Regions from separate parts of the Mus musculus genome. Here region 1 is linked to region 2. The links are chromatin loops, found by intact Hi-C in ENCODE. Cell type or tissue: heart. All regions are shown on one strand.

Evidence for each region. Hi-C counts contacts between places; a loop is a spot of excess contacts. Peaks named below come from ENCODE experiments on the same cell type or tissue, not always from the same donor. Only the 100,000 strongest peaks of a DNase experiment are listed, where the experiment ranks them.
Region 1: a loop joins it to region 2, with 3 times the contacts of the local background. A loop is called at or near these places in 2 of 42 quality-filtered maps.

Annotation. Positions count from the first base shown.
Region 1 is chr8:85,837,077-85,845,076 of GRCm38, reverse strand. It overlaps Itfg1 (integrin alpha FG-GAP repeat containing 1), which reads left to right and starts at 4,128. Exons shown (of 18, transcript NM_028007.3): 1 at 4,128-4,543; 2 at 6,077-6,149. The coding sequence starts at 4,339. Phkb (phosphorylase kinase beta) reads right to left here and starts at 4,089. Exons shown (of 32, transcript NM_199446.2): 1 at 3,974-4,089; 2 at 1,965-2,073. The coding sequence starts at 2,016. In heart, a CTCF peak has its summit at 3,944; a DNase peak (open chromatin) is centred at 4,196; H3K4me3 peaks cover 3,016 bases; H3K27ac peaks cover 2,013 bases.
Region 2 is chr8:86,904,463-86,912,462 of GRCm38, reverse strand. No RefSeq gene overlaps it. Among named protein-coding and RNA genes, the nearest start is that of Gm33391, 13 kb to the left of the region's middle. In heart, a CTCF peak has its summit at 3,717 (motif pointing right); a DNase peak (open chromatin) is centred at 3,722; H3K27me3 peaks cover 328 bases.

The DNA.
Region 1 (8,000 bases), 1.1 Mb after region 2:
AAACCCTTGTTTAACAAGAAGATAGAAAACAATCCAAATTAAGAAAATGGATAAAGATGGAGACATCATAACAAATGACAATAAAATTCATAAAACCATAAGAAAAAAACCTAAATTTCTATATTCTTCCAAATCAGGTAATCTAAAAGAAATGAATAAATTACATATATATCTATATATATATCTATAGATAGATATATATATATACATATGAATCACCAAAATTAAACCAAGATTGAAATAAACAATATAAACATATACAACCAATGAGTTTGAAGCAATAAGGTATTTTCCAGAGGGGGTTGGTTGTGGAGAGCGGGGGGAACAGAATCTGATTAACTCACTGCAGAATTTGTTCAGTCTTTCAAAGAACACTAATACTACTCAAGCTATTTCACAAAATAACCTCTCAATAAAATACTTGCAAACAGAGCTGGTGACATGGTTTAGCAGCTAAAGTACATTGATTATTCTTCCAGAGGAGCTGGGTTCAATTCCCAGCATCCACATGATGGCTCATTACTATCTGTAATTCTATGTGCAGGGGATTCAACGCCCTCTCTGACCTCTGACACAGAAAAGGCTTTCAAGGAAATCTAATATCTCTTCATGATAAAAGATGAGAAAAGGCTAGAGATGGAGAGAGCATATCCCAACAAAATTAAGGCTATATACTGCAAACTTACATCAAGCATCATAGTAAAGAGAGAAAAACTTAAAGCACTCCTACTACCATAAGGGACAAGTGAAGGATGTCTACTATCTAAATACCATATAAACTTAAATTTAATATAGTGGTGGAAATCTACCTAGAACAATAAGTCAAGAAAAAGAAGAGGCAATCAAAGCCTTAGAAGTCCCCACAACCATAGCTACCTGATTTTTCACTAAAAGCCAAATATATATTAGACAAAAACAGTGTCTTAAACAAATGATGGTTAGGAAACCTGGGCATTACCACGTCGATGAATGAAACTAGACTCCTATATCTCACCCAGCACAAAACTAAATTCCAAATCTTTTAAAGACTTCAATATAAGACCTAATATCACAAAACTGCTAGATAAAAGAACACCAAATACATTTCAACATACAGATAAGAGTTTTCAGAACAGCATAGGAAATAATACCAACAATGGTTCAATAGGATCTCATGAAATTAAAAGGCTTTCTGTACAACCAAATAAACAGTTGGGTAAAGAGAATTAGTAACTAGAAAGTATAAAAACTTAAAAACACTAAACTCCAAAAAAATAAAATAAAATAAAACATAGGCTAAGGAACCAAAACAAGAATAGAGCTCTTAAAAGAAGAATTACAAATGTCTAAGAAACGCTTTTAAAAGGCATCAACAACCTTGGAAATCAGGAAACATAGAATGAAACAACTCTGAGATTCCATTCCACCCAGTTAGAATGGAGTGGAATTATGAATGACAAAAAAACGGTGCCATCAATGTGAATAAAGGGAACTGTTCTAAATTGCTAATGGGGGTATAAACTAATAAAACCACTTTGAAAATAGGGCTTAAGGACTGTCAAAAACCTAAAAATAAACATACCATCTGGGCATGTACCCAGAGGAATTTATACCATATTACAGAGGCATTTGCACATTCATGTACACTATAGCTCAATTTACAATACCTAAAAAATGGGCAAAAATCATTTTAAAAATTAACTGGACTTGTCAGTTTGACAGTTGCAGTTCCTAAGCACTAATGCCGGCTTTTGGTCAAATAGCTTGTAATTGTCCTGAGAGGCCTCCACCCTTTGCCTTCCTGGGGTACCACAAGATACATTCAAAACTCAATGGGCACAAGCTAACTTGAACTGAAATGGTACACACAGTTGGGTCCACCAAAGGGGACATAAAAGAAACAAAAAATACCATATAGTAACATTAACCTTGAAAACAACAAATATAAAATTGTCGGTTGACCCTTTTGGGGTCTATACACTTACCAGACCTTAACAAAGCAGGTGAAGAGAAGGCTGCATCAGGTGAGTTGGCCATTTCAAACTGTTGATTCTTATCATAAGCGTTGCACGCTAAACTACACCAATTTTAAAACTGTTTAGTGAAGGTTAGAAGCAATCAGCATTAGATTAATGTATGAGCAGTTATTAGCATGATGCAATGTGCAAAAGACAATTAAAGATCATTATATAATTTTAGTTTGTCTTTTATGACTCAAGAATTTGATTTCCTTTATTTGGTAAATTAAGTTTGCATACATGAAAAGACAGAAACATAATATCCACTTACTAAGACACATTCAATTAATAGTATCCTTTATTGTTCTTTAAGTTGTTAATGCTACTATGTAACAATGCTTATAACTCCAAAGAGGAGCCTGTCCCAGAAACAGGTCAATTCATGTTTCAAACAAGGCTGTTTACACAGTTAAAAGTTGTAAACAGAATCAAGTTAACACTTTATAATAAGCAGGAAGTAAATAATATGGCTCAAGGTTTAGTGTCTGTATTTTTCGGAATCAAAAATAGTAGAAACTGCAAACATAACTACTAAGATTTGCCTCAACTACTATCTTTTTTTTTTTCCACTTCTATCTGCACTTTACTCTTATGTAAACATACAGTAAATTTGGATAGTATCTACTATGGCTGAGACTAGGTTTAAGAAACTGCATTCAACAATAGTTAAGCAGAATTTACCCTATTAAGAAAAATACGGTTTTCAACACTTGCTGTTGTGACATATATTTGAGTAAAATAAAGACTTGAAGAGAAAATAGACCCTATAGGATTACTATGTTGCAAAACTGTGTTGCAAAAATACATGTTGGGGGTTGAGAGGACGGTTAAAGACCCTGGCAAAAGACTAGTTATTCTCTTTGCCCAGAACAACCTAATAGCACTTTTTCTATTCCCACAGCAACAGTGTTAATAACCAACTCAAAATTTCTATATGACACAATAAAAGAAAATATAAGCAACAAATATCCCTACAACTGTTTCAAATAATTCTACTGACTCTGAACTTGAGTCAACTGCTTTCTAAAAATTTCTCTTACTTTTCATGTGTTTGTTCCATTACAACCCTAAGTCCTAAGTAAATAAACACACAAAAATTTTAAGATTTCAAATGGAATGAAATTGGCAATACTTTAACAAATACAGTACTTTTCTACAATCTTTCGTCAATCTTTGACAAGGGAAAGGTTCTTGGTTGAACATTTCTTGTCCCCCACCTCTCGTGTTTAAGGACACATTTTTTCCCCCAAGATTGTATCCAATTTCAAAAGTGGCAGTTTCACTGCTGGCTCTCTGGAAAGTTATTAATCAGGAGTACTAACTTTTAAAACGCCAGTGTGACTTTGCAATTTGAACAAGTCAGTTCAGGACACTCGGACTGCTGGCTTTTTAATCTCCGTGGTTGGGAACCACAACTAGAAGCTACAGGTGGTGGGACCATTTGGCTAGGGAAGGGGCCAATTTCATTCTGAGTCATAACTGTACACTAACTTAACTTGTGGCACAAACCGTCTTCCTCAATTTCTGACACACAGAACTGGCTGCAGCTAAAAATTACTGAGGAATGTGAAGGGGGCATATGAGACAAAAGTAGTCGCCAGCTCTTTAGGACCTCACTAAAAATGGAGGTCTACTTTTTGCAGAGCAAGAGCGTTCAGGTTCCAAAGAACTTGTCACTAGCTGACTTACTCGGCAAAGTTTCTGGAGAAGTCAGCTTATCACTAACTTTGGAGAGGAAATAACTTGGGGGAGAAAGACAGACGTTATCTAAATGGGGGAAGTGCAGGGATTGGGGAATGGGGACCAAGATGGACAAGAGCAGGGCAGCAAGAGAAACCTATTGCTTTCTGGAGCCAACTTAAGGAAGCAAGTTGATCCCCAGGACAGATCCCACCTGCCTCCCTCCAGGGGACTTGCGGAGGAGCACCACCCCCTGTACCCAGGAGGGGGAAGGTTGTGGTCACAGGCAGTCAAACCTGAGCGCTTGGCCCGGGCTCTTCGTTCCAAGAGCTTCCAGCTTACTTCAGCCATGAGTCCCTCAGCCCCCGCCATCGCACAGTGCCCACCACCCCAGCTGCCAGTCAGCGAGGCCGGCCCGGCCCCGCCCCCTCGCGCGACACTGTCGGGAGGCACGACAGCCGGAAGTGAGTTCCCGGGCAGACGCCGCCCTAGCTCCTCGGCGTCTTGGTCGTCGGAGAAACAGCCCCAGGGCAGCGTGAGAGTGCAGCGAGGGGCTGCCCGTGAGGCCGCACCCCGAGTCTTTTCTCGGTCGGCCGGTCAGTCGCACGGTGCTTTGCGGCTGCCGTCAAGCGCGGCGGAGGCCGGCCGGGCCGAAGGCGCCATGGCGGCAGGCCGGCTTCCTAGCGCCAGGGCGGTGCTGGCCCCGCTGTTCTTGGGGCTCGCGCTGCTGAGCGTTGGGCCTGCCCCGGCGCGGGCTCTGCACAACGTCACGGCCGAGCTCTTTGGGGCTGAGGCCTGGGGCACCCTGGCGGCCTTCGGTGACCTCAACTCCGACAAACAGACGGACCTCTTCGTGCTGCGGGAAAGTCAGTGCTTGCCGGCCCTCCTCTGTCTGCCCCTCCCGGTGTACCCACGCCCCCTGATTCCTGTTACCCTACCTCTTGCATTTCCCAGTCTTCTGGCTCTCCCTTTATCTTCAGCACAGGGACAGCTTTCCCCTGTTTTTATCAACCCTCGGTCCTAACTCAGTAACCCCGCGGCTTGACCATCAGCCCAACCCTTAAGAACACACCAACCTCCCTTCATCTAGAAACCTCTAGCCTTCATATGGCGAATGATCACCTGCCTGCCAAAGGTCTTCCAGATTTCTAAGAACCTTGGTTTCTGGTCTAAGCATTTGCTTTCCCGTCTTTTTTCCAATCTTCCACCCCCTTTGATGAGAAAACATGCAAGCTGACAGTTTCTTGTGAGAGATGTTCTGCCTTCACCTCCTACTAATTCTGCCCTTCCTTGTGTTAAGATCTTTAAAGGCACTGTGCCTTCCTCAGGCACCAAATTCTCCACCACTCACACCAGCCTCTGTTGTTGTTAACTGCTGATAAACGCAGTGCCTCCTTGGTCATACATTCTCAAACTTCAGACTTCTCCAGCATAAGGTGCCTTAGCTTAGTGTACATCTGGCCCCTCCTCATCTTGAGTACTGCTATAGTCTTCATCCAACTTGCCATTGAAAGTTCATTAACCACATTAAGCCTTAAAAGAAAAAATGTCTGATGCTGACCAAGTGCATCGGTTGGTGGTTAAGGACCAAGGCCATGAATAAAGTTTAAAGCCCCTACAAAGCTGACTGGCAGGATCCTGACAAGGTCTTTTGAGTGCTCTTTCCAGGACCCCAGAACCTCTTATAAGACCTGGATGGTTTTTCCTCTATTTGAATGATTACCCACATTGCAAGAATACTCAAAGTCTGTAGCTAATCTATCCAAACTAGATACAGAGACATTGAAGATATCCTGTGCTTGATTAAGCGTTTCTGAAAGTCTGTCCCAATGAACATTAATTGACCCATCCATGTGGAAGCAAAGGGGGAAGTGTGGAGGGCTCTGCTTTTTCTGCTTATGTGTTGACTTATATCCTTGTAACTTGTGAGTAGATGTTTTAGTAGGAATTCCTGGATCCTTGGTATGATGATAACAGCCTATGAGGGAGACCTGATTGGATGTGGAAAACACAAGACTTAACAGTAGCACAGTATAAATAAGGGTGTGTGTGGGGGGGGGGGGGTGTTTTCTGTATTGCTGCAGATCAAACTTGGGTCTCATACTCAGTATACAACAGTATAGTTTAAGGTGTGCTCTTTATATGGATGCTTCTTTTGAATTATGCCACCTGGCCCTTAATTGAATCCCATGGCGTCACATTGCCTTGAACAAGTATCCTTTTCCATACTTTTCTTTTCCATGTTCCATTAGATTTGTATGAGTATTCTTGGCAGTGCTGTCTGACTAGGTCAGAGTAAAAGCTTTCTTATAGAAACAGTACCCAGGAAGTTTTTAAGCACTGATCGAATGATTTTCCAAAAACCATTTTTTCTAAAATAACTTATTTGTTTCTTTTAGGAAATGACTTAATTGTCTTCTTGGCAGATCAGAGTGCACCCTATTTTAAACCCAAGGTAAAGGTATCCCTGAAGTAAGTATATAATATTCTTCTTATTATATGAATATGCAGTCGTGTGGGTTGTATTTGAGATCAGTCGTGTTCAGCTGTGGTTTGTGACACAAAATTCCTAGTTCTGAGGTCTGCGTAGAAAACAGTGTTTTGAAACTAAATAAATTAATTAATTAAACCTGGGAGGCCTGGTGAGTTGGCACCTAAATCCAAGTCTCATAACCTAAGGTAGATACCCAGAATCCTCATGGTGGAAGAAGAAAACCGACTTCTATAAACTGTCCTCTCACCTCCATTTACACACTGTGGTATCAGCCTGAACACACACATACCCCACTAACATACAATTAAAATATAATTTTAAAAAAGGAAATATTGAAAATAAAATTTAAAAATACCCCCCTTAATAAAAATACCTTTTGTTGGCTCCGGGTCTGTTCTATATAAACATTCTACAGTCCCTTGCAATCTAATATGCTTTCTCGAATGTACTATGTCTCGTCCTGATTGTTCCCGTGGAAGCAGATCACTCATAAAAATCTCATCATCTTAAAGATGTTTTACATATGGGAGAAAGATCAATGACCTCTGTCCTGTTTGTTTGTTTTCTCTTTTGATCAAATGGTGAGGTTTTTTAAATACTGATCTTGACAATTGTAATCAAGCTGCCTTAGTTAGAGTTTCATTGCTGTGAAGAGACATTATGACCATGGCAACTCTTATAAAGAAAACAGTTGGGGCTGGCTTACAGTTTCAGAGGTTAAGTCCATTATCATCATGGCAGGAAGCATGGCAGCATGCAGGCAGACAAGGTACTGGAGGAGCTGAGAGTTCTACATCTTGATCCCCAGGCATCAGAAAGAGACTGTGAGCTACATAGGACATAACTTAAGCATCAGGGACTTCAAAACCTGCAAGGTCATGCCTCCTAATAGTGCCTCTCCCTATGGGCCAAGCATTCAAACACATGAGGCTATGGGGGCATACTTATTCAAACTACCACACAAGATTTTCAAATTAAAATTTTAATGTAATTTAAATAATAGTCCTTATTGCTTATGGTTGGCAATACATGAAACATTGCCCCCAATGATAGTGAACCAATATGATTTGCAAATTTGAGGAAGCAAGTTGAATGCTTGCTCTAAGCTAAAGGAGAAAGGGATGGGTCAGTGCAAACCAAAATTGCAGCTTCCATATACTCATGGAATTGGAGCTTAACTGCATAGCTTGAATAAAATTTACTTGATAATGTTTAAGTTTGAGTACACATTAGAAAGATGGCAGTGAAAATAACATTTTGTGACAGAGTGAAAGGATTTACTTTACAGAAAAGTAGGTACCCCTGGAAGAATTATAGTCTGGGAAAAGACAATCAGAACAGACTAGGATCCTTCCAAAGTAATAAAAACATTTGGACTCAGTTATATAAGAAGAGATGAGTTACACAAAACAGATTATGAAAAATGTACTTATATTGGCTTACTTGGTATTCACATACAGTATGAATTAGAATCACATACTAAATAAACTATTTTTTAATCACTGTGGAGTAGATGGGAAGATTGACTCAGTAAAGTATTCTTAAAATGTAGAAATTGCTGTTTCAACTTTTTTAACGTGTGTGTCTGTGTCTGTGTGTCTGTGTATCTATGTCTGTCTGTATGTGTATCTGTATGCTCTGGAGTAACGTGTTTGTGAGTTGCCTTCCTTTCATAGTACGGGAACCAAACTCCTGTTTTTTGCAAAAGCAGTACATTCTCTTAATCACTGAACCATTTCTTCAGTCCTCTGTTTTTTAAAATAAAAGTAATTGTACTTTTCCTTCTGCAGTCTAGGGCTTTCTCTTGGATTCAAAGATTTTAACCCTTA
Region 2 (8,000 bases):
AGATTAAGGCTCCTGCCACTAAGCCTGAGTTTAATCCCCAAGACCCACCTGTTGAAAGAAGTGGTTCCTGAAAGTTACTCATGGACCCCTCACTGGTGCTCACAATAAATAAGTAGATAGAGCCGGGCGTGGTGGCACACGCCTTTAATCCCAGCATTTGGGAAAGCAGAGGCAGGTGGATTTCTGAGTTGGAGGCCAGCCTGGTCTACAGAGTGATTTCCAGGACAGCCAGGGCTACACAGAGAAACCCTGTCTCAATTTACCCCTGAGGTGCTTTCTGATGAAATGGGAAACAACTTAATTCAGTGACGGTATTGAAAGGCACCTGGAGTTGCAGGGGACACTGAGGTACATTCTTCCCTTTGTTAAGAGGTTTTCTTAGAAGAGTTTTATCACAAAATAGCATGGAATGGTCCTTAAGGAGAGTCCAGGCCCCAATTCCACAGACAAGGGGTATGGTAGAGGCTCTGAGGAGAGTCCAGGCTATGACGTAGAGTGGCAGAGGGGGAGGTTCCCTTCTTATAAATGAACTAAGCCACTTCAGGGTTAGAATGTGGGGAACCTTATATGTCTGATTTATGCAGACACTTTGTAAAGAGGCCATACAATCAGAATCTGGCCACAGACCAGCTGAGCTAGAGTCTGGCAATGTTTTCTAGTGAGCTCTGGAGTTGGTATAAGAAAAGCAAGGTGCTCTGGAGTTGACATAGAAAAGTCAGGTTCTCACGGGAGGCCCTCAAGTCAAGTTTCAAGGACCTGATCGGGCACACATGATGTATCATCTGCTGCAGGATTAGTTTAGAGAGCCACAGCTACCAGTGACCTGAGGCAAAAGAGCCAGTCCCATGCCACCAGCTCTAATGGCATAAAGGATAAGTGACTGGATCCTGAAATGACCCCAAGTTTGGGTTAAAACTCCCAATGACTAGCTGTTGCTCATTAACATACGGAGAAAAGGGCTTGGTGCTATCAGAGAGAGGCAATGCTGGGACAGAAGTGCCTGCTTGTTTTAGGTCTCAACCTAAACCTCTGCTATTGCAGAGTCTGATCAAAGAGCCCTGAAGTGGAAGTTTCCGGTTTTGTCATGTGATGCAGACTCACATGGTGTTTTGCTGAGGCAAGATGCGTGGAAGAACATGTGATGTTTGAAGAGAGTATAAATAGGACTCAACTGACAGTGAAGGTACACTTTGCAACGCTCTGTTGGTCTTGCATCTTTTCTGCTCTTCGCTTCATTGAGAGGGACACAGCAGAGAACTCCTCCTGGTGTTCCGGCTGGTGGTCCTGTTTGCTTCTACTGTTTCGTGCCGATTTGCAGGAGTCCTGGAAGTTTCTGGTGGATGTGCCCCTCCTGCTGATTCATGCTTGGTATCCGGACACTACTGAACTGGACTGCTGGTATCCTAACAAAGATTGGAATCACCCCTCAAATAACTACTTCTAAACAGGTCCGTCACAGGATTTTCCCTGTCCAATCACATTAATGCAGAGGAGGTCTATGATTGGACAGAGAAAAGGGAGGTGGAGCAAAGAGTTGCAGACAGAGACAGAGACAGAGAGGCAGAGAGGTCTCATAAGGAGAGAGAACCTGTATGGAGGCCAACGTGGTGTTATCAAAAGATTAGAATAATGGGTTAAAGCTTTATCATTATCAATTGGCTCTGAAATTATTTTACTGACATTGTGTAAATTGTGTTATTGATACATAAATCTGATTGGCTAATTAAGCATTAAAAGTCTTGATTCGCCGGGTGTGGTGGCGCACGCCTTTAATCCCAGCACATGGGAGGCAGAGGCAGGCGGATTTCTGAGTTCGAGGCCAGCCTGGTCTACAGAGTGAGTTCCAGGACAGCCAGGGCTACACAGAGAAACCCTGTCTCAAAAAACCAAAAAAAAAAGAAAAAGAAAAAAAAAGTCTTGATTCTACTGGGTAATTGAGATGTTTGTGGGGCATTGCTTGGAAGAAAGAGGAACTCGGGTCCCCCATCCTAGAGACGGCTGGGCGGGAGCCCTGTGGCCTCGCAGAGCTGGAAAGTTGGCAGCGGCAGTGGCAGCAGCGGCAGGAGTGCAGGAGCATGGCCTGACCCTGCTGAGAGTTGGAGGGCTCATTTTTAAATATTTCCTGCAACACAGGTCCACATCCCCTTGTCCTACTTACCATCTTTTCTCCTCTACCTTTGGGCAGTGGGCTTGAAGGGAGATTGAAGCATCTGAGAACCCTTATTAAAAGTAGGCTTTGAAAAATTTAAGCCTACAGAGCACTTCTTCTGATCCCCCTCAATGCAATCATGCTGAAAAAAAATGGAGGTACCCTAAGGAGCTATCTGTGCCCTTCCTTTAAGTCTCAGACTATTGAAACAACAGACCTTTCTAAATTGGGATTTCTCCAGGAGTGTCCTGCTAGAGAAGAAAAAAAATGAGGATCCTGATGCCAGCCGAAGTGGAAGCTTCTCTTACACTGTTCTGACAAGATCTTAAGTGGCCCAGGATGGTCTCAAATTTGCTGTATTGCCAAGACTGACCACGAACCTCTGATCCTCCTCTCTCCGCCACCCCAATGCTAGACTCACGGGCACATGCCGCCATGTCCAGCTTTATGTGGTGTTAGGCATCAGACACAGAGCCTTGTACATGTGAGGGGTGTTAGATCAAAATCAAAGGGGCAACATGAAATAACAAGAAGCCAGCAGGCATCTCCAGAAGCTGGATTCTTTAATCAGCACAACTGAGGGCCACAGCCTCTCTGTGGAAGTGACAGCTGTGTACCTGGGGGTGGAGGGCATTTGGGAGTTGAATAGGGTGGAATGGGGTTGGGATGGAAGTTGCCACCAAGTCAGTTCCCCTGCAGGCTCAAAGCAGTAGATCCCAGCAGAGGCTGCTACTCAACAAAACTCCCTAACAGCCCAGGTATCAAGTCAGCTTTCCCGGCCTGAGTTTCTCCGGCCACCTGAGGCTTTGGGGTCCTTAGTCCTTCATTCTAGCAACTAAACTACATCTCCAGCCTTAAAAAGCTAAGTTTGGAAGAGTCAGGGCAGTATTCAGATCTGGAGTGGGCCACAGATGTATGGGCTACAGGTGGATACGGTATCTGTGGGTCATGCATTGTCTGCATCAGTTACTCAGGTTGTGGATTCAGTTGTAGCCCAAAAAATGGACTATGCCATTTAAACCAGACTTTGGGCTTTCCAAGCTCTTCATTGAGTCCTGCAAGGAGCCTATAAGATACTATAAGGCGAAGAGGCCAATATCACCATCCTGTCATCTGTAAACTCAGAAAAGTAGCATGAGTTACTGAGGGTAAAAAGAGGGGCTGGTGCCTAGACTCAGCTCTCTGTCTCCCACCTGGGGCACATTGCCTACGAAGAAATAAAATTATGTGAGTCTAAGAAGAGTCTAAAACTGGGGGTTCTGCCCCACTTGAAACAGATGTAACATAGAAAATGATTGCAATTGTGAACCTAAGAGCAAGCTACCGAAGGTTCCCATTCTGTGTCTGGTCTCTGTTCTTTGTATGACCATGAAGAAATTGCTTAATCTCTCAACCGCAAGTCTCTTAAGAGCCTTAAAATGGAGCCATGGCAGCAACTATGCTGTACTCTACTTAGAGACTTTAGTAAACTAGCCCATCCATGAGGAATGTTCAGCAAGCTCCTACATAAATAAGAGAACCAGTTAATACGATCCAGGATCCAGCCTTTCACCATAGTAATGCTGACCTCTGGCCACACGGTGGCACTGTTGCCTCTGTTACCTTTCCAGTTCACTAAAGCTTCTTTTTTCAAAATACCAAGTTGGGCAAGGACAAGAAAGACTCAGATTTAAATAGAAGAAAGAAACAAGACAGCTAGGTACTACAAGCCCGGAACAAGACCCTCCTCACCACCTCAAATATACTGACGCTCAGACGACTTAGATGGCTCAGGTCATAAAAATACTTGTCTCATAAGCGGACAAACTGAATTCAGTCTCTAGAATCCACACAGGAAAGAACCAACTCCACAGAGCTATCCCCTGCCCTACACACACACACACACACACACACACACACACACACACACACACACCATATGCAGATAAAATAATAATAAATAAATAAATAAATATTTTAAATGCCAAAACGGGAACCAGCTGTGGCGGCGCACACCAGTAACCCCCAGCACTTGGCAATAAGCATCATGATAAGGCAAGAGCATCATGAGTTAGAGGCCAGCCTAAGCTATGCAGAGAGTTCCTATCTCAAAAATAACTACTACAGGACTGGGGAGATGGCTCAGTGGGTAAGAGCATTGACTGCTCTTCCGAAGGTCCTGAGTTCAAATCCCAGCAACCACATGGTGGCTCACAACCACCCATAATGAGATCTGACACCCTCTTCTGGTGCGTCTGAATTCAGCTACAGTGTATTTATGTATTATAATAATAATAAATAAATCTTTGGGCAGGAGCAAGCAGGGGCTGAGTGAGCGGGATGGACCCGAGAAAGCAGAGGTCCTAAAAATTGAATTCCCAACACCCACATGAAGGCTCACAACCATCTGTACAGCTACAGTGTACTCATATACATAAAATAAATAAATAAATCTTAAAAAAAAAAAAAACCTACTACAGGGGCTGAAGAGGCGCCTGGTGGTTACGGGCATTTGCTGCTCCTGCAGCGGAACCAGATTTGCTTTCCCAGCATCCGCGTGGCTGCTTCCAACCTTCCTTAACTACAGTTCCAGGGGTTCCAGTGTTCACGTCTGTCCCCCACGAGCACCAAACATGCATGCGGCACATACACAGATAGAGAGGTGGATATTGATTTATAAAGAGTGAGAGACCCACCCATTGCCTAGCAAACGCATGTTCCTGGGTTTACTGTAAGAACACATCAATTTGCCTTCACAATAACCCAGGAAATTGCCCCTGTTTTGGGTAAGAAACAAGCACATTTAGTAACTGTCCCAGGGTTGTAATGAGTACTTATTTACAAAATCAGACCCCAAACACAATACAGTTCCATTGGCCTGCAGGTTACTGTTGTACATTGAAGTAAACCCCATAGAGCTTTCTCCCCTACCTTTCTAAGCAAAAGAAGAAAGGCCACTGAGGTGGCATAGGAGACTGGCAAGGGGAAGGTTCTAGCATGGGAGACTGGCAAGGGGAAGGTTCTAGAGTCAACTTGCCTATATCAGCAATCTGCCATTCAGTTGCTGTGTGACTCAAATGAGTTGTTTAATCGTTCTCTTCATCTCAAAACTAAGAAGAAAGGCATGGGACACATCTGTAATCTCAACGTGCAGAAAACTGAGGCAAGATGGTTGTAAGTTCAAAGCCAACCTGGACTACAGAGTGAGACCCTGTACTGGCTAGTTTTGTGTCAACTTGACACAGCTGGAGTTATCCCAGAGAAAGGAGAAGTGTAAGCCGAATAAGCCCTTTCCTCTCCAACTTGCTTCTTGATCATGATGTTTGTGTAGGAATAGAAACCCTGACTAAGACAAATTGGTACCAGGAGTGGGGTATTCCTGTGACAACTTGACCTTGTTTTGGGGAGGACTGTGGAAGGACTTTGGAACTTTGGGCCAGAAGATCCATTTGGTGTTAAGAGCTCTGTCAGATGTTGTGTAGGAGCTTGGAAGATAATGTTGAGAACAGTGCAGAAGATGGAGGCCTGGCTTGTGAAATTTCAGAGGGAAGATTAAAGACTTTTATCAGGGCCATTGCTATTTTGATTGTGAAGATTCTGTGGTTCTGGTTAGCTGGGGCTGAAGAATCAGCTGTGATTAACAAGATACCAGAACTACTAAAGAGAAAACTTTGCATTACTGGGACTGTTGATGCTGGTTAGCTGGAGCTAAGAAATTAGCTGTGATTAAGAAGAGACCAGCATCATTGAGGTGTCATCTTCTGGGAAGTGTTTTCTGAGTGCACAAAGAGGGTGTGTTCCGGAGATAGCCAAAGTTGTACCTCGTGCAGCAGCAGGACTTGTTAATGTGTAAGAGTCAGCCAGGTGGTACTGGTTTTGAAGAGGTTATGCAGAGCAGCTGAATCTCGGCACTGTGACGGGCCATGGAAGGCCGTTGATGAAGGTGCAGCCTCAGCTGCAATTGATGGCCCAGGACTGAAGGGGTCATGCAGTATTTTGGAAATGCCAGGACCATGAATGACCACCAAGAGCAGCAGCAGCAGTGAAGTACAGGTATCTGGAGCCTGGAGGAAAAGCTGTGTGCTACAAAAGACAGGGCTGGAGAAGTGACCCAAGCCCTTGGAGGAGCCCAGAAGATCATGAATTGGATCCCAGACATTGGACAGTTGGAGTTTAATTTTTGCTTTTGATTGTGACTATGCCCTGATATTTTTCCCTCTTGAAGGAAGAAATTATTTTAGTGGAGCTCACAGTTAAGAGACTTTCAATTGTAAAAAGACTTTGGGTTGTTTTTTTTTGTTTTGTTTTGTTTTTTTTAGTTTTTCCAGACAGGGTTTCTCTGTGTAGTCCTGGCTGTCCGGGAACTCACTTTGTAGACCAGGCTGGCCTCGAACTCAGAAATCCGCCTGCCTCTGCCTCCAAAGTGCTGGGATTAAAGGCGTGCGCCACTATGCCCGGCTTGACTTTGGGTTTTAAAAGAAATGGATATTTTAAAGAGATTGAAATTTTAAAGTTATTTAGATCTTGGGGATGAATAAGAATGTAAGGGTTGAGACTTACTAGTGATGTGTTTGTGTTGACAAGGGGTCAATTGTACTGGCTAGTTTTATGCCAACTTGACACAGCTGGAGTTATCACAGAGAAAGGAGCTTCAGTTGGGGAAATGCCTCCATGAGATCCAGCTGTACGGCATTTTCTCAATTAGTGATCAAGGGGGAAAGGGCCTTTGTGGGTGGGACCATCTCTGGGCTGGTAGTCTTGGGTTCTATAAGAGAGCAGGCTGAGCAAGCCAGGGGAAGCAAGCCAGTAAAGAACATCCCTCCATGGCCTCTGCATCAGCTCCTGCTTTCTGACCTTCTTGAGTTCCAGTCCTGACTTCCTTGGTGATGAACAGAGTATGGAAGTGTAAGCCGAATAAACCCTTTCCTCCCCAACTTGCTTCTTGGTCGTGATGTTTGTGCAGGAATAGAAACCCTAAGACAGACCTCTATCTCAAACAACAAGAGGAAACCCAGACGAAGTAACTAAAATAAGCCCTGAGGGTCCTAACACCATCCACTTCAGATAATGAAACACAAAAGCACTTAGTGGGGCATCTGGCACATGATAAGTGTTCAGACACTGTTGTGAGAACCACAGAGACAAATGATCTCCGCTTTAGGGATCTCCAGATCCAATGGGCGGGGAGGGAGAAAAGACTGATGGGTGGCTACGCCACTAGCAAACCCAGGGGGAGAGCTCCACCTGCCGCATAGCAAGAGGCAGACCCCACTGTAGCAGCAGCCAATTAGTGCACTCTACTCACCCCCGACTACCCGCCCCAATATTCTGGATTCCCAAGTAAAACGCACACACACACACACACACACACACACACACGCACACACACGTGCATGCACACACGTAGCCTAATATTTAATATGCCTTAAATAGCTCAGTGGATGGGCACATCCAAACATCCCAAGGGTAGCACACTCTCCCCTCTGATACTCCTGAGTCATTACTTACTAGAACCTATATTCCATCTTAGCTGCCCCAAGAAATTCTGTGTGCTTTAAGATTGTGAAAAGGCCCGAGGCCAGTCTTGTCTACATGGTGTCTCAAAATCAATAAAAAAATTTTTTTAAAGACAACTATCTGTGCAAGTAAAAGGGGGGACCTGGAGGGATGGCTCCGTGGTTAAGGACACTAGCTACTCTTACAAATGGCCTGGGCTGGGTTCCCAGCACATACCTGGTGGCTACAACCACCTGAACTCCAGTTTCTCCTATTCCTTGGAACACAGATGGGAGGGGGGAAGAGAAAGAGAGAAATCGTGCACTCCGAGAAGGTGAAGGGGAAGAGCAGGAAGAGAGGCGAGAGGAGAAGGAGA